Linked DNA regions of Homo sapiens: region 2 is linked to region 1. The links are chromatin loops, found by intact Hi-C in ENCODE. Cell type or tissue: heart left ventricle. All regions are shown on one strand. Each heading gives the region's core, and the rest is flanking DNA. Links, peaks and the distances in the headings are about the cores only. Region 1 has its middle 67 kb from the start of HHEX. Region 2 has its middle 9.5 kb from the start of HHEX.

Region 1 (2,911 bases), core at 90-2,589:
GCACAAAAATGTTTGCACAAGGATGTTCAGTAGTACTGTACTGTTTGTTAAACCAAAAAAAAAAAAAAAGGCTGAAATAGTCCAAAGTCTACCAATAAGAAACTGAGTAAATAAATTATAGCACATTATTCTGTGGAATAGCCACAGCCGCTCAAAATAAGAAGGTAAATCTGTATATACTGACATTTAAATCTATACAACATATACTATGAAGGAAATCACGTAAGTTTCAGAAGAGTATGTGTACATCCCATTATCTTTTTCTTTTTTATGATGCTTTTATTGTACTGAAATAAATCTTAGAACAGCATACAACAAACAAATTATCATTAGTAGCCTTAATATGAAGGTCTGAAAATTTAAACTTTATACGTTTCTGTGCATAGGGGTGTGTGTATGTGTATGTGTAAAGAAAACACATTTATTGCTATTATAATTGGAAAAAAAGAAGTTTAATCTCATCAATCTAACAGAAAGTGCTGGTCTTCACTTAGCAGTCACAGTTATCCTAAGAGGGCTGTAGGCAAATGTCCCAATTCTATTCCTAGTCAAGGGGAAGCCCAGGATACCAGAGACACACAGGGAATCTGCGTCCTGCTTAGGATTTGAGGGTGAGGTGAAACTGACCCTGTGGCCATTAAGAGGAGTCTAAGAAACAGATCTGAGTGGCTGTGGCTATTCCACACTATCATGTGCTATTATACTAAGGGCAAAAGCTGAAAAGACAGCCTAAGAGCCCATGCCAGGGACAGAGAGGCAAAATCCAATGGATGGGAACCTGTGGCACCAACCCTAAGCCAGCAGCACTGAATGGAGGTGACTGGTGTCTCCAAAGTGATTCTCTAAACAGCTGAGGCAGAGTGTGGCTCACAGGACACCTGCCACCTCACGGTCTGGATCGGAGGAAGCTATGAAGATAGCAAGCTATCAGTGAATAACTGACGTATAAAGAAGCAATAAAGTCTCTCTGGCCAAGTGAGGCAAAAAAAAAACAGCAACAAACCCTTAGGCTGATTGCAATTTTCTATGCAAAATTGTTTCAGATTTTAAAAAAGAAAAAGAAAAACCATTTACCTTCTTAAAGCATACAATTTTTTAGGTGTAACTTAAATTTCTTTCCGGTCATAGGCCTGTGAAAGTTCGCATACTTCCTGATGCAAATCATTTTTTTAAGAGTGCCTCATTCTATTCCACTGGCTCAAAGAGATTGTACAGAATCAAGCTCTCTCCCTCTTCCTTTAACACCTGCTTTTGGTAAATGAGCATCATATGAGAGACTTGCCACAAAATGATACCCCAAACTCCTGAAGAATTGAGCTGAGAGGGAGAAGTCCGCTCCACCCTTTCTCTCTCCAGAAAACTGTCTGTCCAAAGCCTCTGGGGCAGCCAGCCATATCCTAGTGCAGCAGGGCTGGGTGAGAAGTCCTTTTTAGGCAAGGCATTAAAAAGAGTTGGCTGAGCAGATCTAAAAACCCTTGGTCAACAGGGCGGAGCCAGGCCTGAGGCAGAAGTATTACTTCACAGTTGCATTGGCTTCCTGTGGCCGCCAATAGAGGCAGCATCTGGCAGAAAGCCCACCACAGAGAAGAGGGAACTCCACGGAGAAGAAAATAGTAACGAGGCCCCAAAGGTGGAAGTACAGCCTGAGAAACTTTGCCCAGCCTGGGACTGGCTGCCCTGCCAGCTAGTCTTGCTGCTCTGCAGGGCCTGGGGCGTGGTATCCCCTCAGACTTTAAAATCCTGATATCCCTCCAATGGGGAGCACTTTTTATAAGCGCTCTTCATATATTCTTTAATCTGTGTCATTTATTCCATACCATGAAGCTATGAGGCAGGTGCTATTATTAACTTCATTTTTCAGATGGGAACACTGAAACGCAGAGGTGAAATAATTGCCCCAGGACACAGGGAAGTCAAGGTTTGAAACCCCCACATGGCCAGCCCTGAAGCCCAGACTACTGAGACCGCAGCAACTGAGTTCTCAAGTGAAAATCAAGAAGATGAGGTAAGGGTTAGTGCTACCTCCAACTGACACTGTGGATTGGGGCAATCTTGCCTCCTCCCTCATAGGTAATATTTTGGGTTTTCCTTCCTTGCACATAACCAGGCAAATGACTGCAATTCTAAAAAGATACAAATATAAAAACAAGAAGTGAAACAGTGCAGACACCTGAAACCCAAAACCCAACCATTTCTGAAAGCGCGAGCTAGCGGAGCTGCCGCACAACAGAAATAGTTGTGTCCTGTTTAGATAGGCTTTGTTTTGCTACATGGCTGCGTTTGCAGTGAAGTGATATCAAGTCCTGAGGGCCCACTCCTTTGATGAGTTAAACACACAAAGGCCTACATTTTGATGTAATCTGATAGCATGTAGCTAAGTCCTAGACAAACTGCAACTGTGAGGAAGTGATAAACCCAACTTCCTGCACAAAGCTGCCTGAGATAACACTTTCCATGGACTGGAAGGAAAAAAAAAGAGAGAGAGACATGATTGCTACAGAATTTTAAAGGAACTATTCCATTCTTAATAAATAACCTCTTTTTCATGTGGTCCCAGAAAAACGAAACAAAGCTGATTGTCATCCAATGACTCTGTCGTAATTCCACATATGATTTAATTCCGATTTTACTCAGGCAAAATCGGTCACTTGAGATTCACTTGCTTTTCTCTGTTAAGGATACTACAGTTCTAACTTGAAATCTCAGTTATCTTCTTAGCCAAGAGAATGTCTCTGAAATTTTACAAGAAGTCAGATTGAGAGAACTGAGGTTGCATTAACTGGCTCCTGGGGTTCTCACTGAGCCCCTAAAGAGGCCCATTCAGTTTGAATAAACACACATTGGAATCCTTGCCAACTTATCCAAGGGCCAATAGCTGTTTCTACAATACCAAAACAGGGTCAACGTGGCA
Region 2 (2,911 bases), core at 87-2,586, 58 kb after region 1:
ACAGGCTTCCTTTTCCTTTTCTCTGGTTGGGAGTCCCTGGCAGACTCTGCCACAGCATCTGCTGTCCATCCCTTATTGCAGCATCTCTCTCTGTCAGCTCCATTACACTCCAGTGCTACTGAGCGCCTGGACCCTAGAGACACAGGGATTATTACTCTTCTATTTATGTTATTTTATTTTTTTATTTTTTATTTTTTATTTTTTTTGAGACGGAGTCCCACTTTGTCGCCCAGGCTGGAGTGCAGTGGCTCAAGTGATTCTCCTGCCTCAGCCTCCCGAGTAGCTGGGATTACAGGCGCCTGCCACCACACTCTGCCAGTTTTTGTATTTGTTTTAGCAGAGGCGGGGTTTCACCATTTTGGCCAGGCTGGTCTTGAACTCCTGACCTCAAACCATCTGCCTGCCTCGGCTTCCCAAAGTGCTGCGATTACAGGCATGAGCCACTGTACCTGGACTATGTTATTATTATTGCTTATCTTGGCTTAAAAAAAAAAAAAACTATCCCTGGCGGGATGGGAGCAACGCATTAGGACTCCAGCAACATTTCCCTCAAACAGGATTCTCACCTCAGCTAAAAGTTGAACATTTCTATAAATTTAAAGAAAATCTTGGCCCCAATAGTGACATCTAAAGAGTAGAGATTAGTCATTTTCTATTCTAAATGGGGAAGTAAACTGAATGAAGATGAGGAATCCTAAAAGGGAAAGGGGAAAAAAGAGAAAGGGAATGAATAAGGAAGGAAAAGTGGGGAGCAGAAGAAGGATGGAAGGGCATAAACCATGAAAGAAAAACATAAACAAGATTATGAGCATATCTTACTGCGAGCGTCTGCGAGCAGCAGGGGAGGGACCCTCTGCTGTTAACTGTTTCCCGTACTTGTTCATCTAAGAAGTTGTCTTCAGAGAGAATGAGATTTTTGAATACTTAAGGTTTTTCAAAGATACCAAATTCCCCCTCCAAAATAAAAGGGAGTCTAAGGAATGCTTAGAAAATACGTTTTAAACAAACGTTTTTTAAGTGGGAAGCGGCCTCATTGGCTTTCATGTGGAAAGTCGCCTGATATTGGCAGTGACTTTTTTTTTTTTTTTTTTTTAAAGCAGCGACGCAGGAAAGTGTTCGGCCGCTCGCGGCGACGGCCGGATGCTCCAAAGTCAAGATCCTCCGCAGACAGGAAATGTCTCTGCCAGCTCCAAGGTCCCCTCGCAGCAGCCCTCTGTGTTATCCAGAGAGATTTGTGTACATCCGACTGAAGAGGTTTCCCGCCTGCAACTGCGAACCCAAGAGCTGTCTCAAAAGAAGGGAATCACTCGGGGTGTCTAGCTTTTCTGACTGACACTCGGGGCCCACGGCGTGCCAGGGACGCCGCCTCCTCTCGGGGGAGCCACGCTCCGCTCTAGGAACTGAGGGACCGGAGGCTGAGGATGCGGGTGTCCCCCGGGGCCCCAGCCAGCAAGAGAGGGGTAGAGAGTTCCATCTCCCCTGCTGCTAGCCATGCTTGTATCCACAACGGGGTGATTCTGGTTTTCCTACAGCCACATGTGAAGGGGTAGCTGCTCCTCTGTAGACCTGGGGTCTCAGATCTTTGGGTGAGTGGGAGGAGTCTCCAAAGTGCTTCTTATTTGGAGTTATCAACAATACCAAAAAATACATATCAAGGGACAAAATTAGATTAGACATATACAGAGCCCAACTGGGACTTCCTAAAACCTCTATGGACTGAAAAATAAATGTCAGTACAACCTGATTACTTTGACCACAAAATACTGAACTCCTAATCATTTATTTTTTCTTTTTCTTTTTCTCTTTTTTTTTTTTTTTTTTTTTTTTGAGATGGAGCCTCGCTCTGTCGCCCAGCTGGAGTGCAGTGGTGCAATCTTGGCTCACTGCAAGCTCTGCCTCCCAGGTTCACACCATTCTGCCTCAGCCTCCCGAGTAGCTGGGACTACAGGCGCCCGCCACCATGCCCAGCTAATTTTTTGTATTTTTAGTAGAGACGGGGTTTCACCTTGTTAGCCAGGGTGGTCTTGATCTTCTGACCTCGTGATCCGCCCGGCTCGGCCTCCCAAAGTGCTGGGATTACAGGCATGAGCCACCACGCCCAGCCTTTTTTTCTTTTTTTGAGACACAGTCTCACGCTGTCGCCCAGGCTGGAGTGCAGTGCCATGATCTCCGCTCACTGCAACCTCCGCCTCCTGGGTTCAAGCGATTCTCCTGCCTCAGCCTACTGAGTAGCTGGGATTACGGGTACGTGCCACCACGCCCAGCTAATTTTGTAGTTTTAGTAGAGACAGGGTTTCACCATGTTGGCCAGGCTTGTCCCAAACTCCTGACCTCAGGTGATCTGCCCACCTTGGTCTCCCAAAGTGCCTGGCTTGAACTCCCAATCATTTAGAAGCATCCTGGGTGATTGTTTGGTATTCACATTCTGCCCCATATTGTAAGTAGTCACATAAGTATCTCCAATCACAGATTTAAAGGATCATTGATTATTAGATCTTGAAAAAAAATCAAAATCAGGAGCTTTTGGGTTCATCAGCTTCCACATGCCAATATATCTGGAGTGGGAATTTTAGTAAGTCTCTTCTGTCCCCAGCAAAATGCGTTTTCCCCAAGTCCAAATAAGTTTTCTTGAATCCCTGTCCTGCCCCCATTAACTAAGATGAATATTCACAGTAATGAAAACCACACACACACACAAAAGCTTGTCAGAAAAGTTGAAAGAGAAAAGGTACTTTCACTATCAGAGATGGTTTCCTCTTTTCCCACAAGATGTCTTATCAGCTTTCACCCTGAGAAAACCATAAAAAGTAAGAAAAAGAAATGTTATGCAATAGTTCTCTAAATAAAATACTACACAGTAGGCTAGTCATCTCTAAAAGTGATGTTGTTTAAAGAGTCAAAGTACATCATC

Evidence for each region. Hi-C counts contacts between places; a loop is a spot of excess contacts. Peaks named below come from ENCODE experiments on the same cell type or tissue, not always from the same donor. Only the 100,000 strongest peaks of a DNase experiment are listed, where the experiment ranks them.
Region 2: a loop joins it to region 1, with 3 times the contacts of the local background. A loop is called at or near these places in 32 of 110 quality-filtered maps.

The regions. Positions count from the first base shown.
Region 1 is chr10:92,755,904-92,758,814 of GRCh38, reverse strand. No RefSeq gene overlaps it. Among named protein-coding and RNA genes, the nearest start is that of HHEX, 67 kb to the right of the region's middle. RefSeq lists cis regulatory regions at 1,276-1,768, 2,397-2,414, 1,931-2,612 and enhancers at 1,592-1,791, 2,333-2,477, 583-2,911. In heart left ventricle, for the core only: a CTCF peak has its summit at 1,546; a DNase peak (open chromatin) is centred at 1,544; H3K27ac peaks cover 1,528 bases.
Region 2 is chr10:92,698,024-92,700,934 of GRCh38, reverse strand. No RefSeq gene overlaps it. Among named protein-coding and RNA genes, the nearest start is that of HHEX, 9.5 kb to the right of the region's middle. In heart left ventricle, for the core only: no CTCF peak of the experiment used is centred there; a DNase peak (open chromatin) is centred at 1,234; H3K4me3 peaks cover 1,256 bases; H3K27me3 peaks cover 1,602 bases.